Regions from separate parts of the Homo sapiens genome. Here region 1 is linked to region 2. A link is a loop called in an ENCODE intact Hi-C map of the cell type or tissue named here. Cell type or tissue: prostate gland. All regions are shown on one strand. Each heading gives the region's core, and the rest is flanking DNA. Links, peaks and the distances in the headings are about the cores only.

Region 1 (16,149 bases), core at 4,902-12,901, 230 kb after region 2:
AGCCGAGATCGCGCCACTGCACTCCAGCCTGGGCGGCAGAGCAAGACTCCATCTCAAAAATAAATAAATAAATCATCATCATAATAATAATGGAGGCCTATAGGTGCCAGACGCACAGTTTCCCCATAACACAGCAGGAAACTAAACAGACAGACCAACGTCTACTCTCATGGAGTTTACATTTTTGGGGGATGCTAGACATGGATAATAACCACTCGGTTATATATTATATTAGGTGATAAGTGGTATAAAAAAATATGGTTAGGCCAGGTGCGGTGGCTCACGCCTGTAATCCCAGCACTTTGGGAGGCTGAGGTGGGTGGATCACGAGGTCAAGAGATCGAGACCAGCCTGGCTAAAATGGTGAAACCCCGTCTCTACTAAAAAAATACAAAAAAAAAAAAAAAATAGCCAGGCGTGGTGGCGGGTGCCTGTGGTCCCATCTACTTGGGAGGCTGAGGCAGGAGAATGGCGTGAACCCGGGAGACGGAGCTTGCAGTGAGCCGGGATCATGCCACTGTAATCCAGCCTGGGTGACAGAGCGAGACTCCATCTCAAAAAAAAAAAAAGAAAAAGAAAAGAAAAAAGAAAAATATGGTAAGAAAAGGGGCTTGGGCGTGGGGTGGCTAGGAGTGGGGTGGGGTTGCAATTTGAATCAAGGGGTTCAGGAAGTGACATTTGAACAAAGACCTGTAGGTCGGGTGCGGTGGCTCACGCCGGTAATCCCAGCACTCTGGGAGGCCAAGGCAGGTGGATCACTTGAGGTCAGGAGTTCAAGACCAGCCTGGCCAACATGGCGAAACCCTGTCTCTACTGAAAATAGAAAAATTAGCTAGACATGGTGGCACACAACTGTAGTCCCAGCTACTGGGGAGGCTGAGGCAGAAGAATCACTTGAACCCAGGAGGCAGAGGTTGCAGTGAGCTGAGATCATGCCACTGCACTCCAGCCTGGGTGACAGAACGAGACTCCATCACAAAAACACACAAAAAATGAACAAAGACCTGAGAAGAAGGGGCACAAACTGTGAGAATATCTTGGGGAAAATCTTAACCTTTTGAACAAACACATAATTTTTAAAACTTTGTTTTTGTTTTTAAATAGCTTATATACACTTGGCTGCCCTGCCCCCCTTTTTTTTTTCCTTGAGACAGGGTCTTGCTCTGTCACCCAGGCTCCAGGCTGAAGTGCAGTGGTGTGATCACGGCTCACTGCAACCTCTGCCTCCCAGGCTCAGGTGATCCTCCCACCTCAGCCTCTTGAGTAGCTGAGACCATAAGCACGTACTACCATGCCGAGCTAATTTTTGTATTTTTTGTAGAGAGAGGGTTTCACCATGTTGTCAAGGCTGGTCTCAAAGTCCTAGGCTCAAGTGATCCACCTGCCACAGCCTCCCGAAGTACTGGGATTACAGGCATGAGCCACTGCACCCAGCCTACACGTGGCTGCCTTCTGAGAGGATCTAGCAGGTAGTTTAACATGTTCCTGATAATTCGGGCATCTCTGTGATTGTCAATGCTGGGCACCATGTAGTGCTGTCCATGGAGGTGGAGATGGTGGAAGCTCGGAGGACTAGAGGACTATTTGCCCCCCCGCTAGAGGGCTCCAATCTGTTTTTCTTCTGCATTAATTCTATGGCATCCACTCCTCTCACACCCTATTATTTCTGGTAGTGTCCCAGCATCACTACGCCATGCGTTTTGTCTGCTTTTTCGTAATACATCATTGGTTTGTTAGGATTGGGTCTAGAAGATAAAGACTTGAGCAAAAGGCTAAAATGCAGTGCACAGGCTTTATGACATCTGCTCTGCCTCTCTGCCTATTCACATAGGACATTTTTTGCTTATTTCCTTACTCTCAATTTCCTTTCTGACTGTCTGAATGCCAAATAATTAAATCCCTGATTTGGGAACTGTTGCTAATTAATACCTCATTGTCCTTCCTTTTAGGGCTCAGAACCATTTTCTTTTTTATTTCAACAGATTTTCTTCATAGGAAGCAAGTTAATGTGCAGGTTTCCACAGAGCAGTGGAGACAGACTCAGGATAAAGCAGTGCATGAGGAGAAAGTTCCCAGGACAGGATCCAAGAAGCTCTCAGTGAGGGGAGGGGACCTGAAAGCACAGAGAACAGAAACTGTCTTTATTTATTTTTTAGCCAGTATGCCGTTTGCCTATAACCTAATAGTGGCACAGAGGAGGCCAATAATTCATAGCTATTTTATGCACATCAGGGAAAGGAGAATGAAAATACTCTAATAAAAGTCCATGGGAAGTGCAATGGGAGCACAGAGTAATGAGTAATAGACTCTTACATGGAATTTGGGATGGGCTCACAGCAGAGGTGGCATTTAAGTAAACCTTTAAAAGATAAGTACGTTTTCATAAGTAAAGAAAGGAGGGAGGCCATGTGCGGTGGCTCACACCTGTAGTTCCAGCACTTTGGGAGGCCGAGGCAGGTGGATTACAAGGTCAGGAGATGGAGACCATCCTGGACAACATGGCGAAACCCTGTCTCTACTAAAAATACAAAAATTAGCTGGGCGTGGTGGCGGGCACCTATAATCCCAGCTACTCGGGAGGCTGAGGCAGGAGAATTGCTTGAACCCAGGAGGCAGAGATTGCAGTGAGCCAAGATTGTGCCATTGCACTCCAGCCTGATGACAGAGTGAAACTCCATCTCAAAAAAAAAAAAAAAGAAAGAAAGAAAGGAGGGAAATTTCTAGACTGAGGAAACAGCAAAAGGAAAGGCCTGAAAGGAGGGAAATGCCTAGTTTATTGACAATAAAAAAGTGAGCAAATAATTAGTATACTTTGACTTTTCTGGCTCTTTTGACTGGAAGCCTAGGATCCTTCAGGTAATATGCTTGCTTAAGGCCCCGTTTTCCTTTTCCTTTTTTTTTTCTTTTTCTTTCTCCAGGTTTATATTTTTGCAACATTCTCACTCATACAAATCATCAGCTACCAACTAGTCATTCAATGGAGCTGAAATTTAGGGTGCACAGGGAAGTAATGAGAAACAGGCCAAGAGTTACCAGGGACCAGACTGATCTAGTCTTACCTAAACACTAGAAGGTTTGGCGGGGTGCAATGGCTCATGCTTGTAATCCCAGCACTTTGGGAGACTGAGGCAGGCAGATCACTTGAGGTCAGCAGTTCAAGAATAGCCTGGCCAATATGGTGAAACCCATCTCTACTAAAAATACAAAAATTAGCCGGGCGTGGTGGTGCATGCCTATACTCCCAGCTACCTGGGAGGCTGAGGCAGGAGAATCGCTTGAACCTGGGAGGCAGAGGTTGCAGTGAGCTGAGATTGCACCACTGCGCTCCAGCCTGGGCAACAGAGCAAGACTGTCTCAAAAAAAAAAACAAACAAACAACAACAACAACAACAACAAAACACAATGACAACAACAACAAAACACAACGACAACAACAAAAACAAAGTATATCACCCAGAGAGCCATGTTTCCCAAGGCATATTACTGGGAACTGTATTTGTGTGAGACATTTCTTGGAGTTACTAAACCAAAAAAATAAAAACTCCTCTGGTTGATTATATTTTGGAAATATGCTTGGTTTGATGAGGCTAAACAGGTTTCTTTCCTGCAGGACTTGGTGCACTGCAAGGAGGTCAGGGAAACAGAGACAGAGAAGCTGCTTCTCCAAACTTCAGTGACCACACCTGTGTTCCTGCAGCTGAGTGTCTCTCAGAATGGGTGTCTCTTAGGGACACACTGCTGTAGCTCAACACAGGAGCATTGCCAACACTTTGAGCTGGAGAATAACACAAACCACAGATGAGCCTCTTGGAATGACCACTGTGGGGACCTGAAGGTGTGTACTGGAGGCTGGACAAGCGTTGAGGGGCTCCCCTGGCGAGCATCTGTGACAGGTTTGATGAGGCCTGTTCCCAGCAGTGGCAGTGAGACTGGCATGTCTGGATGACCTCTACCCAGAGGCCCAGCTTTATTGCAGGCTGGCTCTGAATCCTTTCATCTCTGGCCGCAGCCGGACAAAGTGCCAGAGCTGAGCAGCTGCCTCAGTTCTCCAGCCCCTGTGCTCTGAGAGGCCACACAGGGGACAGAGATCAGAGGAGCCGACACCAAAGTGATGCAACTGCCCTCCCAGGAATGCTGTTCTCAACAGAGGAAAAAGAGTGGTGAAATGGGAGCCATGGGCCCTGTCGGGGCAGGACAGGCTTCTAGACCTCATCCTCGTGTTTAACTCCTTTATTTGACGTATGGGGAAACTGAGGCCCAAGAAGGGAAGGGAGTTGCCTAAATTCACACAGCTGGACACATTTTTCAAATAACTCCACTTATCTTACAGTAGTTTTGCATTATTTTTCTCATTGTTAATTTTAATCATTTTTTTTTCAAATACTTATGACTTCACGTCCAGGACCCTCCAATTAATATTGTTGCTCAAGACTCATATTTTTTCTAGATTCACTTTTTTTCAGTAATCAAAAAAAAGCGAATCACTTTCTTTTGATGATCTTGCCTTTGACTTTATGGCAAACTAACAGATTTTAAAACATAAGGAGAATAATGACAGGAACAAGTCCTTTGCCAAGGACTTGTTGTGCCAAAAATATCCCTTACCAAATGGTTTCCTCACTCAATAAATTTTCCCTCGTCCCTCATTTGACAAGTGACCTTCAAAGAAAGGAATCACAAAAGGGAGAAGGCAGCTGCCCTCAGGAGTTGAAGAGACAGATCTTGATCAACTCGGGGCTGAGCAGAGGAAACCTCAAGTCTAGTTCTGTGCTAGCTTTGGGGCCTTGAGGAAGTCAGAACCCTTCCTTTTGCGGGTCCTTTGAGTTTCTTGGCCTGGTGGTCAAGGTCCTTCGTATGTGTCCCTAGCCTATGTCCCCAGCCTTTCCCTCTTACGTCCCCATAGCCAACTTCTGATCCAGCCAGATGTCCTTCATGGTCACCAGCATTGGCAGGCCTCTCCCACCTTTCCCCTGCTCCAGTCTTGCTCACCTGGGAGATCCTTCCGCTATTCTAGTTATTATTCTATTCTTCAAGTTCCTGCTTCTTTCCTGAGGCCTTCCTTGGCTTCTCCAATGCAAATTATTGTACAGTTCTCTTGAATGCTCAGTACTTGATAGGATGGCCAAGACGGATGGGTTCTTACAGGTTATTACCTTCAGCCCTTTTGTTTTATAGGGGAGAAAACAGAGGTACAGAATGGGAAAATAATTTGCCCAAAATCACACAATAAACGAATGGGGCTAGCTTTCCTGATTCCAGACTCATGCCCAGTTTACAATATCAAGAAAGTTGATACTATTACATTCATTTGCCACTTGTAAGAATTATAAAAACCCATATTCTCACACCTTGTATGTTAACATCATCATTAATCCTCTTAGCCATTAATTCATTCAGGTATTCACTAATTTAAGCAGCCAACATGTATGAGGGCCAATGTCCAGGCACTGAACTGTGCTAGATACTAAGTATTGCTACTATTTCCATTTCATAGTGGAGGAATCTGACTATGACGAGTTCTGTGATTGCCTCTAATTTACTGAATAAGTTGGGTCTCTTCAGGAAATAGAACTAACTCAGATGGTTTCCATAGAGGAGCTCTTTCCAGAGGTGTAGACAGAATTAAAGGAAGACAAGAAATGTTGAGGCACTGAGACCCCAGCGACAGTGAGAAGCTGAGGTCAGGAGGGCAGAGAGAGGACATAACCTCCCTGAGGCCCAGTGAGCAATGGAATGCAGTCCGCGGAGCTGCAGGGATTGAGGTGCAGAGCTGCTGCCAGAGGTCAAGCTGGGGCAGAGGGGAAGAAACCCTGTCCTCACCCCCAATCTCTTTCCAGGGATTTAGGGGGTTAAAACCTTGTCCTCACCCCCAATCTCTTTCCAGGGATTTAGGGGGTTAAAACCCTGTCCTCACCCCCAATCTCTTTCCAGCTCTCCCTTTGGGCAGAGCTCAACCAGAAGATAGACCACAGAGAGCCCAGAGTAGGCAGTCCATAGAGGTCAGCCCCTGGGGCGCAGAGCAGGGTGGACAGTGGCTCTAGAAGCTAGCGGAACTCTCCAGACTCATACACAGCTGGAAGTGGGGGAGCTGGGATGCCACAAGCCTGTGTTCTTTCTTCTGTACCACGTGGCTTGCTCGTGCTTATGTCCTTCTGTTCATTCATTCAATCATTTGTTCAGGCTATAAATACACTGAGCACGCACTCACTCCTGGCCAGCCTCTGTGCATATGTCTCATTTCCCTCCCCAGATCACGAAGCTCAGACCTTGCCTTTTTATTGTTTGTTTGTTTGTTTTTTTTTTGAGACACAGTTTTACTCTGTCACTCAGGCTGGAATGCAGTGGCACGATCTTGGCTCACTGAAACTTCTGCCCCCTGGGTTCAAGCGATTCCCCTGCCTCAGCCTCCTGAGTAGTTGGGATTACAGGTGCCTGCCACCACACCTGGCTAATTGTGTTTTTAGTGGAGATGATGTTTCACCATGTTGGCCAGGCTGGTCTCGGAACTCCTGACCTCAAGTGATCTGCCCACCTCGGCCTCCCAAAGTGCTTGGATTACAGGCGTGAGCCACCACACCCAGCCCAGACCTTGCCTTTCTTATCTTGGCATTCCCCTTGGTGCCAGTCTTGGTCCTTGATGCATGGTAGGCATTCACCCCATTTTGTTGTTTAGTAAATAGGTCCACTAAATACCACTCTGCCTTATACCAAGGATGTGGCCACAGAGAAAGCCAGGACAGCCGGCTTTCATTCTTGGAGGCACCAGAAGGGAGTGCTCCTGCACTCATCACTAAGTCACTTTCTTGTCTTGGAGTGAGAGTGGGGATTCTACGCGAGGGCTGATGCCTCTGATGCTCTGGAAATTCCCACCACTTCCAATAGCATGAAGCTCTGGGGCTGGGGTCTCACTTCCACAGTATCTCTGCTCTACTGAGTTCTTCCGAGCTCTCAGCTCTCATCTGGCCTGCAGAGTCTCAGGGCTATTTCTTTGAGGGTTGTGGCGGAGCTGATGAAAGCAAAGTTTACCACTTTCCTTCAAACACGAGGCCGCCACGTCCTCTGCACCGGGTGATCAATGTTGAGGTTTGAACGGCCTTCCCTTGTAGATCCTGCTGGGCCACAGCAAACAATGACTGTGTGTATAACAGCCCACCCTCTGTTTAAACACTATCCATGCGAATGTCAATAAGAATCCAAAGACCTGAAGACAGTGGTCATTGGCATTCAGCTTCTGAGTAGTAGTAGTTGCACATTTCCTTCCTTCCTTCCTTCCTTCCTACCTCCCTCCCTCCCTCCCCCCTCCCTTCCCTTCCCTTCCTGTCCCTCCCTTCTCTCCCTCCCTCCCTTCCTCCATCCCTTTCTGCCTTCCTCCCTCCTTCCCTCCCTTTCTCCCTTCTGGAAAAGGGCAAAAGAATCAATGCAAACTAACCTACCACTTGCTTCTGGTTTTTTTTTTTTTAAACTCATCCATCTTTATCTACCTTAAAATAAATTCACAGCATTTAGATACAATAACTAATCTTGTTACTTCACCGATGGAGCTTAGTGAGACCTGGGGGTCATCCTGATGGGTCCCTTCCCCTCCTCTTCCATGCCCAAACCCAAGCTGGGGGTTGTCGCAGGTTACAGACTTCGGAAGTGTGCCCGCAGTCCTATATTTGCATGGCCCCTTCACATACATTTTCTTATTTTAATGCAGAAATCAAGTCTGTGGTGTAGCTTTTACCAGTAGGGAAGAGTTCAGCAGTTTGTGACTTGCTCAAGGTCACACAGCCAGTAAGTGGCTGTTTAATATCTGTCCCTCTCCATTAGATCATTAGTTTGATAATGGCCAACAGGGATTATTTCTCTGTTGTTCTTCACTGTATTACCAGGATATAAATATCTTTGTTGAACAAACAAATGAGAAAATGAATGAATGAAAGAAACAACAGCTGGAATCCTATCAGCTTCTGCCAGGTGAGAAGGAGCCAGCCTTTCTGGAGTACCTTTCCATAGGCCGAACGCTGTCTGAGCCTTCTCTTACTTGTTCCTCACCAGAATCCTAAAAGAGAAATTGAAGCTCAGAGAGGTGAGTTAATTTGCCTGAGGCCACAGAGGTAAAAAGGGACAGACAGGCCTGGAACCATGTTTCTCTGACTCTATTGCAGGTGGCCTCATCCCCACTGCTCGCTGCCTGTTCGGAGATAGGACCTTGACCAGCCCACCCTCCCAGCCTTGCAGCTCTGACTTTTGGTGGACTGTCCTCTTCCATGCTCACTTCTTGGAGGCTCCAACTTTGTTTAAGGCAAATGGAATATGACAAAGGCAACCGTGGCCATCAAAATGCCACTCTAAATGCCGGGAAGTTTAAAGTGGGTCCTCATTTTGCAATAAGGCAGGCTTTTATGGAAACTAAGTGTATCCCAGTATTCTAATGATCAATCACTTTAACTACAGTTTTCTTCTTTGTATGCTTTGTAAGTTTTTAATTAATCATGATCATATACCACCTAATTACAAATGGTGGCCTGTGGATGAGTAAAATATCCCCCAAACTGGCTTTCTTCCTCTCTGCTGTGTCGCAAGTTCCACACGATCTTGCCCATGACTGCTGCAAGGTTCCCTCCCACCTGCCTGCCTACATAGCGCGACAGTAGCAGAGGGTGGTGCGATCAGAAAGCCCTTGGATGGTATCCTATGTTAACATTTGCAACTGCAGTGAGTCCTGGAGGACGGCACTGTGGTAGTTTCTTTGACATCACATTGCAAGTTAGTATAGGACCTGGGCTTTCCCTCATCTGCTTTCCACTGACTACCCCCCATCCTCTTTCTGACCACCTGTATGCCCTTTTCCCTAGTCATCACTCATTTTTCCTTTTATTTACTTCCTACTTTCCCACTCCTGGCCTCATTCTGCCTGGAGGAATGTTCTCTCTTTCTGTTTCCAAACTCTGCTGAATTTTTGTTGCTGTTGTTATTTAGTTTTTATTTCATAATCATAAACTTAACTCTGCAATCCAGCTAGGCATGGAAGGGAATAAGGAAAACATGGAACCCAAAGGGAACTGCAGTGAGAACAGAAAGGTTATAGGATACTGTGAGCAAATGGGGTGGAGGGGACAATATGGTTTGTCTGTGTCCCCATTCAAATCTCAACTTCAATTGTAGCTCCCAGAATTCCCACGTGTTTTGGGAGGGGCCTACGGGGAGGTAATTGAATCATGGGGGCTGGTCTTTTTAGTGCTATTCTCGTGACAGTGAATAAGTCTCATGAGATCTGACGGTTCTATCAAATGTTTCCACTTTTGCTTCTTCTTCATTTTTCTCTTGCCACCACCATGTAAGAAGCGCCTTTTGCCTCCCACCGTGATTCTGAGGTGTCCCCAGCCACGTGGAACTGTAAGTCCAATTAAACCTCTTTTTGTTCCCAGTTTCAGGTATGTCTTCTTTATCATCCCCATAAAAATGGACTAATACAGGGCTACTCTCCTGACCTACAGAAAGAATGGTCTGGTGGTTAAGGTAAAACACAGGTCAAACTTACCAGAGTTGTCCACAATCAGCAATGGTGATCTTCTTGCTGGTCTTGCCATTCCTGGACCCAAAGGGCTCCATGGCCTCCACAATATTCATGCCCTCTTTCACCTTGCCAAAGACCACATGCTTGCCAATCAACCACTCAGTCTTGGCAGTGCAGATGAAAAACTGGGAGCCATTCGTGTTGGGTCCAGCTTTTGCCATGGACAAGATGCCAGGACGTATACGCTTCAGGATGAAGTTCTCATCATCAAATTTCTCCCCATAGAGGGACTTGCCACCAGTGCCATTATTGTACGTGAAGTCACCACCCTGACACATAAACCCTGGAATAATTCTGTGAAAGCAGGAACCCTTATAATCAAGTCCTTTCTCTCCAGTGCTCAGAGCACGAAAGTTTTGTGCTGTCTTTGAAAGCTTGTCTGCAAATATCCTGAAGGAGACATGGCCCAAGGGCTTGCCACTGACACTGATGTCGAAGAACACAGTGGGGTTGACCATGGCTGGTAGTATGGGGCTCCTGGTGGCTGTGGTGTCTGCCAACTCTGTTAATTTCTTTTTTCTTTTCTTTTTTTTTGAGATGGAGTCTCACTCTGTTGCCCAGGCTGGAGTGCAGTGGCACAATCTCAGCTTACTGCAACCACCGCCTCCTGGGCTCAAGTGATTCTCCTGCCTCAGCCTCCCGAGTAGCTGAGATTATAGGCGCACTCCACCATACCTAGCTAATTTTTGTATTTTCTTTTTCTTTTCTTTTCTTTTTTTTGTTTTGAGACGGAGTTTCGCTCTTGTTGCCCAGGCTGGAGTACAATGGCGTGATCTCGGCTCACCACAATCTCCACCTCCCAGGTTCAAGTGATTCTCCTGCCTCAGCCTTCCCGAGTAACTAGGATTACAGGCATGCGTTGCCATGCCTGGCTAATTTTGTATTTTTAGTAGAGACAGGGTTTCTCCATGTTGGTCAGGCTGGTCTTAAACTCCCGACTTCAGGTGATCCACCCGCCTTGGCCTCCCAAAGTGCTGGGATTACAGGCTTGAGCCACTGCACCCGGCCAATTTCTGTATTTTCAGTAGAGACAGGGTTTTGCCATGTTGGCCAGGCTGGTCTTGAACTCCTGACCTCAGGTGATCCGGCCGCCTCGGCCTCCCAAAGTGCTGGGATTATAGGCATGAGCCACCGCGCCCGGCCAACTCTGCTAACTTTTAAGGACCCAGACCACGTGTCACCTCTTTTCCCTGATTCCCCTGCTGGAAGACATCTCTTGCATCAGTATGTTATCTGTGAATCTCTTCAGGCACTTATGTTTGTTGAATTAAAATTATTTGTGTTTTTCCATTTATACATTCACTCAACCATTCAACCATTAAAAATACACTGAGTATCTATTCAATCAACAATTCCTTAAACATTTTTTGTTTCTTTTTAGGGACGGTGTCTCACTATGTTGCCCAGGCTAAACTCAGACTCCTGGACCCAAGTGATTCTCTTGCCTCAGCCTCCCAGTTAGCTAGGACTACAGGCATACGCCACTATTTCTAGCTTGCATCAACAATTCTTGACTGCAAACTCTGTGTAGAAAGAACCCATACTCAGTTCCTTTTGTATCTACCACAGAACCCGCAAGCACGATGCTCAAATTGAATGTAGAAGGAAAGCAGGAGATAGGAAACTGGCCTGAGAGAAGAATGCCTTCCAGGGTGGGTCATGAGGGGAGAGGACTGAGGAGAGGCTAGGGAAGGTGGGACAGCACCAGCAAAGGCACAGAGGTGGGAATGGCATGGTTACTTCTGTGAATGATACATCCTACACAGTTTATAGTTTTGCTGAACTGAAGCTTTTGGAGAGTGGAATAGTAGAAAAGTATTCTTCATGGTTAATAATGGGAAATTACTAATTTACTCTGGACTAACAACAGACCCAAGGTTTTGGATGTGAAAAGCATTGAAAGGGAAATGGAAATATTGTTCTTCTCATGCATGTGAGGCAAGCACTTTGCTAAATATTTTGTTAAAGGCTAAAGGGGATCTAGAACCCAGTAAGAATCAAGCCTTCACTCAAGGAAGAGGGGCCTCCATGAGGGATGAGTAGGGACTTCACAGGTGGAGAGGGGCAGAGAGGTGCCGTTCCACATGGGTGGAAATCGTCTTAACCAAAGAGGAATCAGCCAAGGGTGTTCCATTTTGAGAAAAAGAGAAGAGGAACACTGGAAGAAAAGTCTGAAAAGGGAGGTGTTGACATCTGTAGAAAGACCAGATTCCAGGCTGAGGATTTCACGCACAATCATAGGAGACCCAGTGAAAGTTTTTGAGCAGGAAAATCACATAAAGCATCACAGAGCCACTTCTATTTCACTAATGGGGAAAATGAGATTGCCAGGTATGACATCAAGGTCCCCTGCCAAACTGGCAGAGCCAGAAACAAACTTAGTTTTCCAGGATCCTCCAAGTCATTTCTCGGGACCACCATTCTCAAATATATACATTTACACGGTACATATTTTTGCAGTGACTTACCATTTACTTCTAAGTGCACTTCTGAGCTGTGACCAGAGCTTTCTCTTCTGAGAGTCTTTCATAGTATACTGGTGAATAATTTGTGTTGGATGAATGCAGTATCTTTCATCTGCAGATCTTAAGAAGCCTTAATGACAACCAAGCTTCATTAATTCTATTTTGTGTATGAGGCAACTGACTCACAGAGGGGTTCGGCAATTTTCTCATTCACTCTGGGAATTATTACCAGAACCATGAATGAAACTTAGGATGAAACTCTATTTCATAAACCATTAAACCCTGTACCCTTTATAGTAGAGGAGTTTACAAAGATAATGACACCTTTGTATTGCGAGTTCATTCCTTTATTCTGTTATTAAATCCTGGCTTGTGTGGAACAGAAGCAACTCACTACAACAATGCCAGCCTGCGTTGCCTGGCAGCGTGAAGCGAGATGGGAAAAGTTGTTACGTGTCTTATTGGTGATGGCTGGACCATTCACAGTTCGTTGTTTTCACCCATCCATTCCTTAATTCATTTATTCACTCCATGTGCATATATATGAGTCCTCATTACATCACCTGTAAAATGGGCATAGTAATATTACCGTAAGCAAAAGGCTGTTTCAAGAATTAAGATAATCTCTATAAAGCGTGCTGCCTAGCACATAGTTAGTCCTTAAAATAATAGTTATAATTAAAAGAGTAATTACAAAAGCCACATGGTCAAAAGACAAAAATGGTCCTTTTCCAGCACTAGCTATGGGTGGAGAGGGTAAAGTTGCATCTGAAAGGTGAATTAATTCTTGAGGAAGAGGCAGATTCCTCAAATAAAAAACTGAAACTTGAGGAGATGGATCTCAGAGAAAAGAAGGAGGCCTGGACCCTCAGTCTGGGTGAGGAAGCATCAGGAGGGCTAGGAAGGCATTGCTGGGTAGTGGATGTCAAATAGACCATTGGGAATGAAGAGACAGAGAAAAGAAATTCATATGAAACGGAGTGGAGTTTCTAAGTTCTGCAGAGCAAGCTATGAACAGTTATGGTGCAATCCAAGCCTTATCCATTGATAGGCCAGCCTGGTTAAATGCCCTGTATTTTCCGTGTTTATTTTTCCATTGTTCTTCCTTACTATTGAACAAAAGTTTCTGTCCAAGTTCCTGCCTGTCTCAACTGTGCTCAGGACACACTGGGGACTCTGTTAGAAAGGAGCAGTCAACCCTGGCCCGAGTCGCGTGGCAACAGGAGTCACAGCAGGAGTTCCCTTGGAGACCAGCAAGCCCAGGGAACCCCCTTCCACAGCTAATTTGGGATGAGCTGAGCTGAGAATATTAGGAAACTGCCATTTCCTCATAACCTGTTGCAATTCCAGTATTCTGTGTGACCTAAAAACTGGGTTGGAAATCCTCCTTAACACAGATACAGAACCCAGAAGCTGTAGAGGACAATATCAACCGATTTGACCGCATAACAGGTAAAAAACAAAACTGAATGACAAGCAACAGACTGGAAAAAAATCTTCACAAACTGTAACATATTTTAATATATTCTATTATAATATAACAAAAAGGAATATCCAAAATACATAAGGAGCTCTTATAAATAATAAAAAGAGACAAAACTAATGGATAAAAGATATAAACAGGTAATTGCAGAAGAAATAGATAGACAAAATGCCTATCTTCAGTAGTAATTAAGGGAATACAAGTCAGAACAAGATGGCGTTTTTTGCCCATTTTATTGACAACAATTAAAAATATAATATTGAATACTGGGAAAGGTGAAGGGACATGGGCAGTTTCTTCTACTCACGCTGAGAATGTAAACGGGTAGCGTCTTTTTAAAGGCCAGGTTGAGGCCCGGCTCTGTGACTCACCCCTGTAATCCCAGCACTTTGGGAGGCTGAGGTGAGTGGATCGCTTGAGCTCAGGACTTAGAGAACAGCCTGGGCAACAAGGCAAAATCCTGTCTCTACAAAAAATACAAAAATTAGCCAGGCATGGTGTTGTGTGCTTGCAGTTCCAGCTACTCAGGAGGCTGAAGTGGGAGGACTGCTGGAGCCCTAGAGGTGGAGGTTGCAGTGAGCCAAGATCTCTCGTGCCACTGCACTCCAGCCTGAAGGACAGAATGTAAACCTGCCTCCAATAAATAAATAAATAACAGGTTGGCAGCATCTGTATTTACAGTATGCCTACCCTTTGTTATGACAATTCCACTTTTAGGAATCTATACTATTCAAATATGAGGATACGAGGATGTCAATGGATCATTTTAACAGTGAGAAAATATTAATAATATCTAGCATTGATTGAGGGCCAGCACATTTCTAAGCACTTTATAACAAATATTGTGAGGACCCCGAGACACAGAGGAGTTAGGTAACTTGCTCAGGGTCACATGGCAAGTGTGTGTTTGGGGCAGGATTTTGGCAATTGTTTCTTAACCACTATGCTCTCGAATAGAGAATAATTACAGTGTGGCACATCCAAACTGGGGAGTAGAGGACAGCAGGTAAGCGGAATGAAGCAGATCTCTGCCTATAGACATGGACACGCCTCTAGGACATATTAGTAATGAAGGGAAAAAACCAAGTTGCCAAACACCATGATATGGTATAATTTCATGTCTGTGGGGAAAAGGTAACATGTATCTATAATACATATGTATGAGAATGGCCAAAGGCCTTGAGTGATATAAGAATGTATGTGGAAATATAGTCAGAACAGTAAATTTTAGATTATGTTCCATATATTTCTGGTTCGTTTGAACTTTTACAAGAATGCATTTGTGCATTACTTTTGAAAACAAGAATTGTTGTACTAACCTCCTCCTTACCCTTACCCCATCCTGCAAAAAGGTTTAACTCATATCAACAGATTCATTTTCTCTTCTTCCAGGTAGACAATGGGATAGGTCTTGGGTAAAAATCTTCTGTACCATGGCTTTTTCTGGTCTATATAAATAAGTATATGTAGAACATGCCCAGGATATATATCTTGTTGATCACTACTCTTAAAATAAGGTTTTCATGTTCGGTATTTGGACCATGGCTTCCTGTTATTCCACCAAGCTACATACAAATATACAACCAGTCAAAATTAATTTGGAAACTGAGAACCACAGTGTTTTTTTTTTTTTTTTTTTGAGACAATCTCACTCTGTTGCCCAGGCTGGAGTGCAGCGGTGTGATCACAGCTCACTGCAGCCTTGGCCTCCTGGGCTCAATGGAGGAGGCCTCCAACTCAGCCTCAGGGGGAGCTGGGACTACAGGCACAGGCCACCACGCCCCGCTAGACAGAGTGCTCCTTTTGCCTTGCATATTATTTTGTCATCAGAAAAATAATCCATAATCATAGATTATCTCATTATTTTGCTCCAATGCATAAGTGGGAGTGTCTAGCTCCCTCTGTTCTCCTGGTGGCCTCTGTGGAGGTCTGAATGAGTAGCTCAATACACAGACTTAAAGGACTCTCTGGATGTGAAGTCAGTGTTACTATCTGAAAGGGAAAAGCTGCATTGGATGGATCATCGGGGCCTCTTCCTGCATGAGTCCAGCTAGGGGTGGTTTTAACTAACCTAAAACCAAAGAAGAGGCTCCAACTAATCCAATGGTTTGGATCAAAATGCAACTTTTACAGGGCTGGGGCTTCACCCTATCTTCGGGTTTATCTCTGACATGCCAGGGAGACAGTTCTTAACATTCTTATTACTTAATGGATATCAGATTGTTGCTTTTCGGAGTGGTTTTTCCATTTTTTGAAATTTAATTTGTTCTTAAGTATCTTTACAGAAAAAAATCCCATTTATTTAAGAAGTACTGTATTCTCTGGTTCTTATAGCTGCTCATTTTACATAGTTTTAGTGTGTACAAACGATTTTTTTTGTTTCATTTATTTCTAATATACCTTCTCATGTACTTGCCAAAATTTCATGTTTGACACAGTCTGCATACCTGCCAGGATTCTTGCTGTTAATGTGAAGGCGCCTGTTTGGGTTACTCAATTGTTGGACAACTGGGCCCATTCCCAGGTTTTGGTCATCACGAACATTGTGAATAGCCCTGCTGTTAACATCTTTCTGCAAGTTCTCCCCCTTCTTCGCCCTTTGGATCATTTCCTTGGAAATGTACTTCCTTAAATGGGTT
Region 2 (16,149 bases), core at 4,388-12,387:
TTCTCCTACTCCAGGACAGGGAATAAAAACATGTATTGCTGGAATTAGTATTAAAACTGTCCTTACAAATAGCTGCAATGATTGTCAGTATAAACTTTGGGTCTTGCATTCTTTCCTTAACCATGACCCTATCATCAGTTTCAGTGCCATTTTCAGCCAACATAAAGAGTGCTGTTAGTGTGTCCATAATGTCCCATCATACGTGAGCACCACCGTTTACTTAGCAAGGTCTCTATTGTGGATTCTCTTATTTCTTCCAAATATTCACCTTTATAAATCCCTCTGCAATGCACATCTTGACATATAGAACGTTACTTCCTTCGCCTAAATTCTCAAAGGTGGATTTACAGAACCAGCTACTACATATCATCAGATTGCTTCCCAAGAGCCTGAATGCGTCAGTTTACCACGCGAACGGTGCATCGGACAAGCGCTGGTTTTACCGCACCTAAGCACCACTGGGTACCATCATTTGGGTTATTAATTCAGAAAAAGATGACTTGATTTGTGATTTGCATGTCTTTGATGATGAGTGAGACTGAATACTTTTCAATATTTGTTTCCTTCTGGTATTTTCTCTTTTATGAATTGTCTGGTTTATACGTCCGGATTTCGTATTTGATGTGCTGGAAGAAAGTGCGTCAGGCTTCCATTTAGAAGGTGGGTTCCAGCCCAGCTCTACCCAGCACCAGCTGTGCGGCCCTGAGCTATCTCCCATGGTTTCCTGATGCATAACACGGGGTTCATGACACCTGCTCTGTGGGCCGTGCCAGAATTTGATTAAATTAGCTTATATCTCCCTCTTTGATTGGATGCATTTAATCAGAATTCACTACTTGAATTAGCTAATCAAATTAGAATTTAATTAGATTAGCCGTTATCTCTCTCATCTTTAAAAACTTTCCTTTGAGTCCACATCTCCTTCCAGAACTAACCCCTACCCAGAGCTGTCTGCACGGGCCATACTGTCTCTTCACCTCCAATCTCTCTAACCCACTCCAATATGACTTTTATCTCCAATCTTCACATACATCATCATCAAGGTTGCCAGCCGCTTCCCATGGCCAAACCCAATGGTCAGGGTCCAGTCTTCCCTCCACTCAACTCCCGGCCACACTGGCACAGTTGATCAGCCCCTCTCCTTGGGATCAGCCCCTCTCCTTGGGAATGCTTTTTTTCACTGCTTCTTATCAACATTCACCCATTCCTCAACTATTCCCTCAATATAGGTTGGCAGACTGTTGACTTCAGCTTCAGATGCTATGGGACATCGGGAAAAGGACTCACTCACCATGCCTGGCCTCATGGAGCTTACACCCTAGCTGGGGGAGACACACTTAAAGGGAACAATCACAGACCCTAATTCCTGGTGCCTAAAGATAAAGGGCATAGGATAGGGGCCCGGAGGGTGGGAGCTGTCTTACACACAGTAACAAGAAGGTCTTGCTGAGGAGATGATGAGTGACCCAAAACCTGAAGGACATAAGGGAGCAAGCCACACAAATGTCTTTGGCAAGAGCATGCCACAGGGAAGGAACAGCAAGTGTGGGATGCCCAGGTGGGACCAAGATTGCTGAGGGGGACAGTGGGCTGGGACAGAGCAAGCAGGTGGGACCAGGAGGCAGGCTGGGCCCCCGGGAAGGGGTGGAGTGAGCGACTGATGGGAAGCCGCGGCAGGGCTCTGAGCAGGGAAGAGATGCAATCGGAGTCCAAGTTCTCAGGGATGTGGGGAACAGGGCAAGAATGGTGCCCCGGTGAGGCGGCAGCCACAGAGAGGGTGAGCGAGGCTGGATTCAGGATGAAGCCGTGCTTACTGATGGACAGGTGGGGACTATGAGAAAGAGCGACAATGCTGGGTTTCCCAGATTCTCCACTGTCCTTTCCTTCCTTCCCACCCATTCCATCTCAGTCGCCTCCTCTGGATCTCTGAAGATTGGAGGTCCCCAGGCCCAAACCTTGGCACTTTCCTCTCCTCGTAGCCACCCGCAGCTGGTCTCACGGCTTTAATATAAGTCATCTGTAAGCCAGTGTGTCTTAAATGTATACCTAGAGCCTCCACCTCTCCTGGGACTCAAGGCCTGTCCATGCAAATGAACACAGGCGACTTGACTGTCTCGTGGGCATCTTGTACAAACTCACGCCAAGACAGAACTCAGGTTCATTGCCACCATTCACCTGGCTGCTCAGGCTGAAACCCAGGCCCCATCTGCTCCCACCCCCTTCAAAGGCATTTCCAGCCGGCCTTACCTTCAGAATAGCCCCTCCAGCTCACTGCTGCCACCTTCAGTGGCTCAAGCCACTGTGTGCCTTTAATAGGCAACAACTGACTCTTTCTCCATTTCCGCCACTGCGTCTGCCCCATCTGACTCCACATAGCCGCCAGGGTGGCGTTTTTAAAGTGAAAATCAGATCACCTCCATCCCCTGTCTAAAAATACTCCAATGGCTTCTCAATGTGTCTACATAGAATCACACCCTTGACCGGAGCCGGCCCCCTCTGACCACACCTCTCACTCACACCCTCTCTCTGCTACAGCTACGCTGGCCTCTCCAGCGACTGGGACACTCACTGCTCCTCCACCTCACAGCACTCACCTGGCCTCCCTCTCTCCCCAGGGCCCCACCTGTCCTCATTCCTCAGATCATCACAAGGCTGAATCCTTCTCAGGGTCCAGGTCTCCTATTCACAGAGGCCTTTCTTCATGACCTAAACTGACCCCATACAAACACACACTAATGCATGCACCCATCTTTACCTGCCTGTTTTCCACTGGTTTATTGCTTCTCTCTCCCACTAAGACTAGAATCGCCTCAAGGACAGGGTCTTTGCTCAATTCCCTGCTGTATCCCTGTGCCTAGAATGGCAGATAAAGAGTTCTGGAAATGTCTCCATCAACCTCAACCTACTTTCAGCCCCCCAGTGTGGGGACGCCCACAGTGACTTCATGACGTCCCGCCAGTGAAGCCATAAGCTCTCCCCATGTATTTCAATTCCAGCAGCCCAAGTCAGCCCCCACGAGGGCCGAGGCCAGGTCTGTGCTCGGGCTGTGGCCACTCCCTGCCACTGGGCCAGGAGGTGGAGGTGACTCACCCAGCTGGACCAGGTAGTAGACGGTAAGCAGGAGCTGCATCTCCTCGGAGATGGGCTGGATGGCAGAGGCGCCGTACTGCTCGTATGCCCGTGAGACAGACTGGGAATTCTGGTAGCACGTGTACAAGAGGGGGCTGACCACGACGTCATTCAGGTTCCCACAGAGGTAAGGGAAGTTCCCATGGCCTGCAGAGGAACAGCAGCGACTTGGCACCCAGTCTTGTGCACAGCTTACGGTCCCATACATGTGGGTTCTCTGGGGGTGAGGGCACTGAAGGAGATAGGTGAGCTGCGCCAGGTCCCTCGAGTGCCCTGTCCTGGGAAGCCTTGCTCATTGAGTGCACCTGCTCACCCTCCTGGAGCCTAGGATGAGAGGAGTCACCTTTTCTAACCAATGGGGCTGTGCCACTTGCTGGTTCATTTCGTCCAATCCTCTTATTTTTTACAAGTGAGGGGGCTGGAGGGAGGGACTTGCCCAGAGCCAAGCAGCCGCCACCTGTCACTCCTCCAGCACCACCAATGGGACACCTTGTGGGCAGAGCACCTTCCAGAGCTTCACTGGGTGCTGCCTGCCAGGTCTTGCCTCCCTGACTCCAAGCAGGGAGGATTCTGCCCTGCATTCTCCCAGGGCTGTCTGGCAAGGTGAGTTGGGACAATATATCACCACAGAGACCAGAAGACTGAGTCATTCTTTTTTTTTTTTTGAGACAGTGTCTTGCTCTGTCCCCGGGCTGGAGTGCAGTGGCGTGATCTCGGCTCACCACAACCTCTGCCTCCCAAGTTCAAGTGATTCTCCCACCTCAGCCTCCCGAGTAGCTGGGATGACAGGTGCGCATCACCACCACACCCGGCCAATTTTTGTATTTTTAGTAGAGACAAGGTTTCACCATGTTGCCCAGGCTGATCTTGAACTTCTGACCTAAAGTGATCTACCCGCCTCGGCCTCTCAAAGTTCTGGGATTACAGGCGTGAGCCACCGTGCCCAGCCCATCAGAAGATTCATTCTGAGGACAGCCCTCAGAGGTGGAATTGCCCAGGTCGGGTTCAAATATCTTTCCACCATTCTTTACCTACATGATGCTAAGCAAGAAGCTTAACTGCCCTAAACCTCAGTCTCCGCATTTGTAAAACCAGGTGAAGCGGTGAAGCTATCAAATCCTCTCGGGGCTGCTGAGCTCCCAAAGGTGGCGTGTGTGTGTGTGTGTGTGTGTGTGTGTGTGTGTGTGTGTGTGTGTGTTATCTTGTACTCCAGGTACTCCATTTAGTCACCAAAAATATATTTTCTGACTTCGGCTGTGTGTTATATGCAGATGTCCTGCTGGGCTCGGGGAGTAAAGCTGGTGCCTGGGGCACAGGTCACGTTCTCAAAGACACTGCTTCTCAAGGGCTTGCCAAACACTTGCTGGTGCCACCCAGGGCTTCTGATGCAGAAGTGGGGCCTGATTCTGATTCCAGGATGGGTCCATGAATTCACGCCTCTCATAAGCTCCGGGGCGATGCAGGTTCTGCCGGACCAAGGGCTACCATTTGGGTAGCACCATTTACAAATACTGCAGTGGGCAAGAGGCAAGGTAAAGAGTTGCTATAAAGGCAAGTATGTGACATTTGTCATAAAAGAGGGACAGAGAAGTGACAAGGGGGGCAGAGGAAAGGGAATCTAAGACAACTTCATGGAGAAGGCACAGAGCTGAGTCTTAAGGCCTCAGGAGGGCTTGGACATATGGCTGTGGGGAGCAGGAGTCCGGGAGACGAGGGCTTTACAGCGAGGGGTGCAGTGTAAACAGAGAGGCAGCGGAGGGAGCAGAGCACGCCTGAGAACCGAGAGGACAGTCTCTATTCTGAGATTGCTCGTGTGAGACGTAGACTTGCTGGGCTTTCTTTTCCGAGGTTCCTGGCTCAAAGCAGAAGCAGGTGACGCCCTGCCTGCACCTCCAAGCCCTGCACCCTGTCCTAGCTCTGTTTCCTGAGCACCGTGGTCTTCGGGCCTACCACAGACACGCCATGGCCACGTAAAAAAACACACACAACATGACTGAAAGAATGTTGGTCTTCATTTGAGGTAGACAGTGGGGCCCAGTGGAACTGCCTCGGTCATTGGTCCTGCGTCATGCTAAGGTCGAAACTCAGAGTTGCACTCTACTTCCTGAATACCCCGTCCAGTTTTTGTGTTTTAGGAAAAAGACATGCTCTTTCTTATTTCTTAATTAACAGTAGGGTGCTTCTCTCACTTTCCTACAATCCTCTCTACTCTATCTACAAGCATGATACCAAATGCAATAATAACGTATTTAAGAGGGGCCTGCGTGCACGGTGTGTGTGTGCCGTGCCCACGCGTGTATGTATGTGTGTGTTGCCATGTGCCAGCCATTCTGGTGCCTACATATCACCAGCCAAGCCCTGCTGAATCCCCCCAGGGTTTCCCATTGCAACATCCCCAGCTTCATCAAAGAGATTTCTTCAGCTGAGCCAAAAGTCTACCCCCACGTAGCGTACGTTAGCCCACTGCACAAAACAGATCAAATCTAATTTTGTTTGATGCTTCTACAGTGGTGACCACGGCTATCTTTGCCCAACCAAAGTAGATTTCATAGTCAAAAAATACTAGTGGCGTGGGTGATAACAGGAGACAACCCACCAGAGCGGAGCTCCTGCAGCCAGGGAGTGATTTGTTTTTTCCTAATCTTCGGCACTCAGCACCGGGTCTGGGACCACGGCAGAAGCTCAATGAAGCTGAGCAAACGAAGGAAAGAATGAGTGAACAGGCAAATAGACTTCATGGCAGGGAATCATTTCACCTGGACCCACTGTGGAAAGTTGTGACAAGCTCCATCATTCTTGGCATCTGATCAGGGGCTGAGCTAGTGACTGGCTCTGCCTTGTTCTTTCCTTGCCCTGGAAAGCATTTTAGGTTTGTCTCAGGAGGATACCCTTGGAGTCAGACCGGGATGAGGTCTCGCTTTTGCCTGTTTCTCATGCCTTCCTTTAGGTTCTCCCATCCCCACGACTCGGTGCACTGCTGTACTTGCCTTTAAATATCACTGGCTTGGCCTTGCATATTTTCAGCAAGTTGTCAGGAACAGACACTGGTTCTCCAGAGGCCACCACTGGAAAGGTGACTGAAGCTGGTCCCACCAAGCCAACCTGCGGCACGCAGGACATGCCTGCGCTCTCTAGGAACACCCAAGAATATTAGTGAAAACATCAGACAAGGCATCCACCTCTCACATACCTGACATCAGGCCAGCCAGCAAATCTGCTACCCTCTGACCAACGTCCCTGATTACAGGAGCACCAAACTCTTAGAGTCACAGATTCCTAAGGTCAACGGCACCTTTAAGTTCATTCCGCCCATCCTTCCCCCAGTAGTTCAGTCTCCTCTTCGATATCCCTGCCAAGTCATAAATAGCCCCTTTTAAAATTTCTCAAGGATCAGAGAACTCACTATCATACACGGATCCTAGACCTTGCAAAGCAATTTTAACATGTGAGAAAGAGGTCTTTTGTCACACCAAACTCTGCCTCCTTAGAACTCCCTCATCAGTACACACGCACATTCACACTCGTGCGCACGCACACACGCACACATACACACAACTGGCAGCAGCACTACCACCAGTACCCAAGTCTGGAATTCTGGGCAAGGCTGCCATCACTTACCATACTTAGCTCTGTTCCCACCACCTTGGGGGCAGCCACCATCTGGAGCTGATGGAGATTCTGGAGACCACCCTTTGTGGCGTTTTTTGGGGGGCCCGGAGTTTGACAAGATACCTAGACAATATTCAGAGTGTGGATTAGGCTATCACCAGGACAGGGCTCCAATAAAATTTACCCTTGGTTTGGAGAACAATGATCTGTTTTGTTTTGTTTTTTTTTTTCTAATCACAGATTCACGTGGGTTTTAAGGACCTAGTGAAATATCTATGCATAAGGAAATGTCAATTTTTGTAAATGTTTCATTCCGACCTGGACCGGTTCACCCCTCCTTAGGCAACCTGGTGGTCCTCCACTCCCGGGAGGTCACCATATTGATGCCAAACTTAGTGCGGACACCCGATCGGCATAGCGCACTACAGCCCAGAACTCCTGGACTCAAGCGATCCTCCAGCCTCAGCCTCCCAAGTAGCTGGGACTACAGGCACGCGCCACCGCGCCCGGCTGTAAATGTTTCATTCCAAAGTTGTGTGTGTGTCTAAACGATCTCTCTCTGAGCCCGAGCTCCTTCATCTTTAAAATAGGACACTAAATCCTACTCTGAAAGGTGGTTTGATCAGGACTAAAGAGAATGTATGTAGAGTGCTTTGTGCAACGAATTGTGGGGAGCTTGGACCCAATAAGGTAGCCAGAATTACCCACATCATCATCATCTTCACTACCATCATTATTGTTATCGACATATTCCAATACACTTCTGAAGGGCTGGAAGAGAGAAATATGTTTGTGCAGACAGGCGGCAGCAGTATTTGATCCACCACCACAGCTCCACCGCTTGGGGGCAGTACTGATCCACCTGTGCTCCCCTCCCTGCCCCAGCCTGGAAAGCTAATTTCAGACTCAAAAAAATCAAGTACAGAGCAGCGCATCCACTCCAATGAGTCATCCCCGCCCACTCTAGACAACAGCATGCTCATGACTCAAACTATCTTCGTGAATGGTTCAAAATATCAAGAATTGGTTTCCATAGTTTCTTGACTAACCAGACACAAAATTTCCCCTACATGCAGAGATTCATGTCTCAACTTCAACTGTACATTAAACTCAACCGGGAAACTTTTAAAACTCTGTCTGGATGCAATCTCATCCCAAGTAAACCAGAAGCCCAGCATGGGAGCAGGACCCAGGCATCCCAATATCTCAACGCTTCTTCTTGATTCTAACGCACAGCCCGGGTGGAGAAATACCAATCAGAGCAACGGTTCTCCAGGTGTGACCCGAGGCACTGCACAGAACCCCCATGGGCCTATTAAACCTGTGTGTCCCTGGGCCCTGCCTTGACCTCCAGAATCACATCTCTGGAAACGACAGTAAAAAAACACCATCCTTTGTAAGCCAGCCTGGTGATTTTTTTTTTCGAGACAGAGTCTCGCTCTTGTTGCCCAGGCTGGAGTGCAGTGGCGCGGCCTCAGCTCACTGCAACCTCTGCCTCCTGAGTTCAAGCGATTCTCCTGCCTCAGTCTCCCGAGTAGCTGGGATTACAAGCGCGCACCACCACACCCGGCCAATTTTTGTATTTTTAGTAGAGACAGGGTTTCACCGTGTTGGTCAGGCTGGTCTCAAACTCCTGACCTCAGGTGATCCGCCTGCTCAGCCTCCCAAAGTGCCGAGATTATAGGTGTGAGCCAATGCACCCGACCAGCCTGGTAATTTTTAAGCACGCTGCAGGGTGAGAATCATTGCTTTAGAGTCTCTCAAGAGTAAACAAAAAAAAAATTATCACTTCATTTGACTGACTGAAAGTAAACAAAAAGTTAAAAGCATAAAGTACTTTGTTTACAAAGAGCTTTCAAAGCCGTGGGCTCCTTTGGCCCTCCCAACAACCACTGACGCAGCTGCTGCTTTCCTCCTTCCTGTTTGCAGGGATGAGGCCTTAGACTCTGCAAACATCTGTCCCCAATTGCGATGGGAGACCCCCCACAGAGGCTAAGCAGCCAGCTCCTCTAAAAGCTCTACTGAACGACCAAAGGGGACAGGGCTTGGAATTGGATCTCAGTAAGGATTGAAGAGACGCAGATGTTTTCTCACTTTGGGAAGATAACCCTATAAATAGTTCTAAATAGACCCTAAGCCCGTGAGCTCTTCCCAAATGATGTCACCAGGAACTGCTCCCATGGTACCAATGTGGATCAACTATTTCTCAAAATGTCTCTTGGGGAGGTACTATTTGGCATTTTTTGGAGATGACTCATTATGTAGCCTGTTTGGTGCGGGACATTGTGCATCCTGCCCGCTCTGTCCCAGCACCAAATGCCAGTAAGACCCTGGGCCTGGGACAACAAATCCATCCTTTACCAGAACATTTCCTACCCCCGCCCCCAGGGGGCAGCACTTCTCCATTGCGAACCAGTGAGTGACAGGACTCTAGGCTTCAGTAAACTCCATGTGGTATTAGACGCAGTTTCTTAAAAATTGATTTTGAGCTCTCTCCCCAGAGCAGAGGAGAAGGCCCAGGAACTCCGACACTTCAGCTGTGCTCAACGCAACTCAACCCAGCCAGCGTCATGCCCTCTGGCGGAGCTCCCCAGCAGCTGGTACCAGCGGCTCCAAGATGCACATGACCAAGGCGCTGCCCTCGGGAACTGCACAGCGCCGAGGCCCCGATGGCCACATGTGGCTGCGGGACTGAGCCTGGGACGGCTGGGAGCCCCGTGAGCTCACAGGGGGCCCTCCTGCACAGAGCAGGTGCCCCCTGAACTAACCTCAGAAAGGCGATTTAATAGGCGGGTGGAGAGAGCAGCCCAGAGCCGGGACGCAGGCACAGAGCATGGAGACAGGAGGATGGGGCCATGGGGGTGGGGGAGCTCAACTGCCCAGGGTAGCCAAAATAGCAGGGAATGAGGTTCGGCAGGTGGGCTGGAGCCAGATTCTGGAACGGCTCGTGTTCCCCTAGGCAATTTGGAGGAGCTCCATCTCCCACACCCCTCCACGGAGCATGGCAAGGAAAATACAGTCAGTCCCACACAGAAGGCTTCCCAAGGCCACCTTCCCAGGTTCCCGGGCTGAAGGAGGCCCTCATCTCCCTGCTGTTCAGGGTGGAGGCTGGGGGTCCACAGACAGCCCAGAAGGGAGGCCGCAGCAGCGTGGCATCCCCAGCATCCTCATCCCCAGAGGTCCAGCTCTGCAGCCACAGGGTTGCCCCCAAATGCAGCACCGGCAGAGAAGCAGCAGTCCCTGGATGAAAGCAGAGGCTGCCTGGGGCTAGGCTGCTGCGGAGGACGGGACTCAGCTACTGCCTGGGTCTTGGCTGCTGTGGGTTTCGGACTCCAGGATGGAGGTGCTGGTTGGGAGGCCTCGGATTCTGTTCAGAAACTACCTTTGCCCCTTCAGTGAAGAGTTAGACAATTCACAAGATTTTCACCAGGGAGATCCTCCACCAGCACAGTGGAGTGGGAGCATGGAGACCTGCCTTGCCTCTCTGGACCTCTGTCTCCTCCTCTGTAAAACAGCGCTGGCCTAGATGGTTTCTAAGGGCTCCTCCAGTTTGATGTCTTAGATCTTCAAATCCAATTTAGCTGAGTGCATGATGGAGGAAAGAAAGACGAGAATGGCTTATGATGTGGCTCCAGATGAGCATGGTGGGGAGAGCACTGGACTGGGAGTCCACGAGCAGGTCCCCAGGTTGCTCCGCCCGTTCACAGCTCCCTCAAACCCTCCTCTGGCAGGAGGTCTGCTCAGCCCCTTCACTCACCCCTCTCATCCATATCCTCACCTCCTCATTCCCTCTTTGCTCCCTTTGTCCCTTTCCATCTCTACATGATGCTTCCCCAGCTTCTAAGTTGCAGCTCAGTTATCACCTCCTCCAGGAAGCCTTCCCTGAGCAGACGAGCCTCAGCAATGAGGCTGATTTGGATGAGAACAGCCGGTACCGATTAGTGAGCTGCCAGATGTGCTCTGACCTTTCATACAGCACCTCATCCCTCTTAACAACCCTTGGAGCAGAATTCTCATCTCCAGATGAAGAAACATTTATTGAGACTTGGCCAAGGTCCCCTGACTAACAAGAGACAGCGGTAGGTTTTGAATTCATATTTTTCTGATTCAGAAGCCCATGTTCTTCCCCAACAACACACTGCCCACTATTGCTCCAAAATTCTACCATCCTCCAGCTGTGCAGCCCATAGGACAGGTCACTCGCCATTACCACAGGTGTCTCACTGCTCCTTGGCACATACGGTAACTCCCAAGTGTCACTCATAGAGCACCAGGGCCTGGGCCCAGACCCACGGACTCAGGAGGCACCTGTGGTCCTGGCCTGACTCTCATGGAAGCCACATCAGACTCCAGGAGGCTCAGCGGCCCCAGCCCAGCAGCTCCCATGCCCCCTCTGGCCTTGGCCCAAAGAAGAGCAGGATCCCCAGGACGGCCAGGACAGGCAGAGCTACCTAAAGCCGATGGTCGCGGCAGGGCCAACAGGTTATTCTTTGCCAGTTGTTGGCACTTCGGGGAATCTTTGCCGTTGAAAACAGCCGGACCCATTGCTGCGTTTAGTGAGGGGTGATCAGAAGCTGGTCCTGAAAACAGATAGAAGGCAAAGAGGAGGGTCAGTTCACAAGAATGCCCTGGGAGCCAGGCAAGGAGGAAATCATTTTCCTTGCAGTTTCACAAACTAGCTTTTCCCCAGCAAGTCTCATCAGGAGGTCAGAATGCCCAACAGTGATTCTGCTACACTGAGAAGATACATGCAGACACATGCATACACACACACACCCCCATGCACGTGTACACACATACACACTTCTGCCTACACACAAGGATACACATGCACAAACATGTACACACATACACATGCACAAACACATGCCTATATACATGCACTCCCAGGAACATGCACCCTCCTGCTCACACCCCATTGGACACACAGCCTGAGTTAAAGAAGGACCGGGGGACTTCCTGAATTCCAGGACCACACCTGAAACTGTTCTGCTTCCTTCTACCTTCTCTCTCAAGACCTCTGGTTGATACGGTTTGGCTGTGTCCCCGCCCAAATTCCACTTTGAATTGCAGCTCCCATAATCCCCCTGTGTCGTGGGAGGGACCTGGCGGGAGGTAATTGAATCATGGGGGTGGTTTCCCCCATACTGTTCTCGTGATAGTGAAGAAGTCTCACGAGACCTGATGGTTTTATAAAGGGCAGTTCCCCTGCACATGCTCTCTTGACTGCCATCATGTAAGACGTGCCTTTGCTTCTCCTTTGCCTTTTGCCATGATTGTGAGGCCTCCACAGCCATGTAGAACTGTGAGTCCATTAAACCACTTTCTTTATAAATTACTCAGTCTTGGGAATGTCTTCATAGCAGTATGAAAATGGACTAATACATCTGGAGTCCAGGAGAGCAGTCGGGTTTGCAGCTACCTGGGCGCAGGCTGTTCATAGGGCCCAGGACTCCCCAGGTCTAAGGGTAATTCTGGGGACAATCATGGCTTCTGGTCTCCTGGGGCTGACGGAACTGCTTAAGTTGCTCATGTCAGCCAGAATGGTCTGGAAAGAGCTCGGGTCAGGAGTAGCACTGAATGTTTCCTGTGGGTTTAAGAGGCTGGCTCTGAAGCCAGATGACATGTGTTTGAGCCAGTTCCACCACCTCCCAGCTGTGTAACCCTGGACACTTACTTAACCTCCCTATGCCTCAGTGTTCTCATCTAGAAAATGGGGGTGGTCACTGTAGCAACTCAGAGCCACTGTGAGAATGACATGAGTTAGCAGAAGAAAGTGCCTGGAACAGTGCCTGGTGTGTAACACGCTTGGAGTACTTGCTCATACTATCGCCTTATTTAATTCTTACAATTGCCCTACAAATTAGACAGAAGAGATTTGCCCAACTTTACAGATGAGGAAATGGAGGTTCAGAGGTTTTGAGTTGCCCCAAATCACTCAGCTAAAAGGTAGCAGCACTGGAGCTTACACCCAGGCACCCTGACAGCAAAAACAGCAGGCTCTCCAGGCCATGATGGCAGAGGCACTGGGGGCCTGGGCATGGGGAAGCAGTGAGGAGCTCTGGGCCTCTGGAGGAGAGTACATCCCAGTCCCCTGCCCAGGCGATGGATGGGCCAGGTGGGTACAAGGGCACTGGCTCCCTCCCAGGGCCAATGTGCCTCTACAGACCCTCTGGGCAGGAGGCATGAAAACAACCAGCGACCTTCCTGCGTCCTCGGGAAGGCTGGTGTCCACCGTGATAACAATCGCCATGCTTAGGAAGTCTGTGCAACATGGTGAAGTGCCAAGCATGTACGTCAGGGTTCACATCTAATGTCACCTCTTGCCTCCACCTCCTCCGGCCCACGAGGTCCTAGGCAAGCACCCAGCCTCAATGAGCCTCACCTTCCCAATCAGTAAAATGTGGAAACTGACGCCTGCTCACAGCGTGGTTGTTGGACTTCAAGGCATTCATGGAGCTGGGGAGTGCTGAGCACGGGGTGAATGGCAGCAATCTGGTCTTTTCCACCCCTTCTAGCAATTCATTCAAACCCTGACTCAGCATCTTTACATAGAGAGCTCTATGCTGTGCGGGGGTTGGGGTGGGGGGTGCTGCAGAGGGATCCTGCATATGTCCCCACCAGGGGATCCCACTTCATATCAAACAGGAAGAAAGAAACTCCCAATGAAAAACCTAGCATTCTTTGTTGAAAAGTATTACAAATTCAAGATGAAAGTAAAGGTGTTATAGAAAAAGATAACAGCCCCCTGATTTATTTTGAAGAATGCTTGACGGCATAGTCAACCGGACACATCGGAGACAGTGCCAGCTCTGTGGGTTTAGCAGCTCTGGTGTGTCTCCACCACCTCACCTGCCTGCTGAGCTCCCATCAGGATGCTGGGGTTCGTCCCAGGAACGGGCTCGCTGGGGAAGGCAGCCGTGCTCTCCAGGGCTGGGAAGAGGGAACTGGAACAAGTACTGGCGGGGATCTGCCGGCTTCTAAACTCTAAGGGGGCAAGGTGCACACGTGAAAACCAACTCGCTCTTCTCCAACAACTACGAAATGAGTTCCTGGAGTGGAACGTGTCCTACAGGACAGTGAGCTATGGAGACAGCCACACAAGCTGCCACCACATCCTGGTCTTTGTTTCAGCGTGAAGCCAGGGCAGGGGTGCGACTCTCTACTTGTGGCTACGTGCCAAGGGGCAGCTCTGGTTGTCAAGAGTGGGAGCAATGGTGAGTATTTAGAAGAAAGGGAAAAATTACACAAATAAGTCACCCTACAGCTACCCGTAGCCATAGACGAGAGTGTTACTTGAAGATAAAGAAATGATACCATCTTCCACCCTTATTTCCTCCTCTGGGAAAGGCCATCCCCAGCGGCCAGTGAGGTGGGGAACCTCTGAGGTGCTTGGACCCAGCAGGTGATCAAAGACGGTGAACTGGTCCCACACGGGGCAGAACCACTGCAGCCTCTGGGCCTGAGAAATGACTGGCAAGTAGTAGGGGCTCAGGAGGCATTTACTGAACAAAACAAGAAAAGCAGAGAGGAAGGAAGAGTCGGGTGTGAGGGGGGCGTGCCCAGAGCCACCCAGCCTAAGGCCTCTTCCTTCTACTCCCAGGACCTGCCCGGGAGCGTCCGGAAGACAAGATGGGAACAAACACAGACAAGGGAGGGACACCTCACACCCCAGACTTGCCCTCCACCCATGGCAGGCCGCTGAGGATCCAGCCTCCTCCTCACCCTGCGTTGCTGACTGTGGCCATGAAGGGCAAAGCTGAGACAAAGAAGGGTGGGAGGGCAGCCTGCTCCCAACATTTCTGAAAGCTGCATCCCAATCACTTCTTCAGAGACCAGCAACGTGAAGCTGGTCTTTCTGGCCATAGTTTAGGGTTCAGGGGCTTGGGTGGGGCATTGTTCAAGCCAAGCTGTCTTAAGTCAGGTTCTCAGCCTTGGCACCAGTGACATTTGCAGGGGGCTTCTTTGTGCTCGGGGCCGTCCTGTGCACTGCAGAATATTCGGCCATACCCTGGTCCCTACCCCAGATGCTGGTGGCACCATCCAGTCATGACAATCAAACTTGTCTTGAGTTATGGCCACACGTTCCCTAGGGGACAAAAGTCACCCATGGTTGAGGATCACTTGGATGAACCACTCAATCTGGGGAGATGAGAACCACTGCCCCAAATACTTGCCATAGGAGGTAATGCACACTCTGGCCCTCTGTCAACGTTTTTTTTTTGTTCGTTTGTTTGTTTGTTTGTTTTGAGATGGAGTCGTGCTCTGCTGCCCAGGCTGGAGTGCAGTGGCACCATCTCAGCTCACTGCAACCTCCACCTCCCAGGTTCAAGTGATTCTCCTGCCTCAGCCTCCCGAGTAGCTGGGATTACAGGCGGGCACCACCATGGCCGGCTAACTTTTGTATTTTCAGTAGAGAAGGGTGTCACTGTGTTGGCCAGGCTGGTCTTGAACTCCTGACCTCAAGTGATCCCCTCACCTCAGCCTCCCTAAGTGCTGGGATTACAGGCGTGAGCCACCACAACTGGCCCTCTGTCGACTTTTAAACATCCCATCCAATTAGACTGTCACTGTCAACCAGCTTAACGCCCGTAACGCAAAGGAGCATTTTCCATTTCATAGGCCTGGCCTTTTGCCCGTGATGTGTGCTGCTATGCAGGGGCCTCTCCCCAGCATCACACCGACAGGCACCACGGCCCACTTGGGGGCCCAGCACTCCCATACCTCCTCCACAGCCAACCTGCTCACCTGAGCCTTTCCAACAGATTAAAGGTCCTTTGGTTAGAGTCCCTTGTGCATTACGGACCAGGTAATACTTCAAGTGTTTCTGCTTCTTGGGTTGAGTGGTCAGTTTCAGATTTATATGATTGGAGAATTCCGTGAAGTAACAGAAGCCTTTCTTTCCACAGCCAACACAATTCCCAGAGAAACCTGGAGAAGGAAGTAAACCATAAACATCTTTCTTTTTTTTTTTTTGAGATGAAGTCTCGTTCTTGTCATCTAGGCTGGAATGCAATGGTGCGATCTCGGCTCGCTGCAACCTCTATCTCCCAGGTTCAAGTGATTCTCCTGCTTCAGCCTCCTGAATAGCTGGGATTACAGGCATCTGCCACCGTGCCTAGCTGATTGTTTTGTATTTTTTAGTAGAGACGGGGTTTCACCATGTTGGCCAGGCTGGTCCTTTTCAAATAAGACAGAGTTCATCCAAACTCTGAAGGTTCACTTCCTGCACCACCAGCCAGAGAACGCCACAAGGCAAGCACCCCACCCTCTTAGACTAGCCCAGAGGTGAAGACGGCCTCAACTCGAATGAAAGAGGACCAGGAAGACTTAGTGATAGAGATGGGCCTGGGCAAACTTGGAAGATTTAACGTGCTTGAGGGCCCACTTAAACACCTATGTAGAGAGCAA

What was found. Hi-C counts contacts between places; a loop is a spot of excess contacts. Peaks named below come from ENCODE experiments on the same cell type or tissue, not always from the same donor. Only the 100,000 strongest peaks of a DNase experiment are listed, where the experiment ranks them.
Region 1: it touches region 2 in a loop (3-fold over the local background); 2 of 110 quality-filtered maps call a loop at or near these places.

What each region holds. Positions count from the first base shown.
Region 1 is chr2:11,345,498-11,361,646 of GRCh38, reverse strand. It overlaps PPIAP60 (peptidylprolyl isomerase A pseudogene 60), which reads right to left and starts at 10,020. Exons shown (of 4, transcript XM_047446546.1): 1 at 9,527-10,020; 2 at 8,038-8,044. The coding sequence starts at 10,020. It overlaps LOC124907733 (a long non-coding RNA gene), which reads right to left and starts at 16,135. Exons shown (of 2, transcript XR_007086216.1): 1 at 15,958-16,135; 2 at 12,359-12,590. RefSeq lists a silencer at 4,530-4,824. In prostate gland, for the core only: no CTCF peak of the experiment used is centred there; a DNase peak (open chromatin) is centred at 8,666.
Region 2 is chr2:11,575,873-11,592,021 of GRCh38, reverse strand. It overlaps GREB1 (growth regulating estrogen receptor binding 1), which reads right to left. Exons shown (of 33, transcript NM_014668.4): 5 at 15,487-15,669; 6 at 13,591-13,725; 7 at 11,190-11,318; 8 at 6,748-6,861; 9 at 6,117-6,260; 10 at 3,091-3,276. It also overlaps the pseudogene RN7SL674P. Among named protein-coding and RNA genes, the nearest start is that of MIR4429, 43 kb to the right of the region's middle. RefSeq lists a silencer at 7,517-7,606 and enhancers at 8,985-9,279, 12,404-13,039, 13,040-13,675. In prostate gland, for the core only: CTCF peaks have their summits at 7,568 (motif pointing right) and 9,114 (motif pointing right); DNase peaks (open chromatin) are centred at 7,611, 9,121 and 9,355; H3K27ac peaks cover 4,018 bases.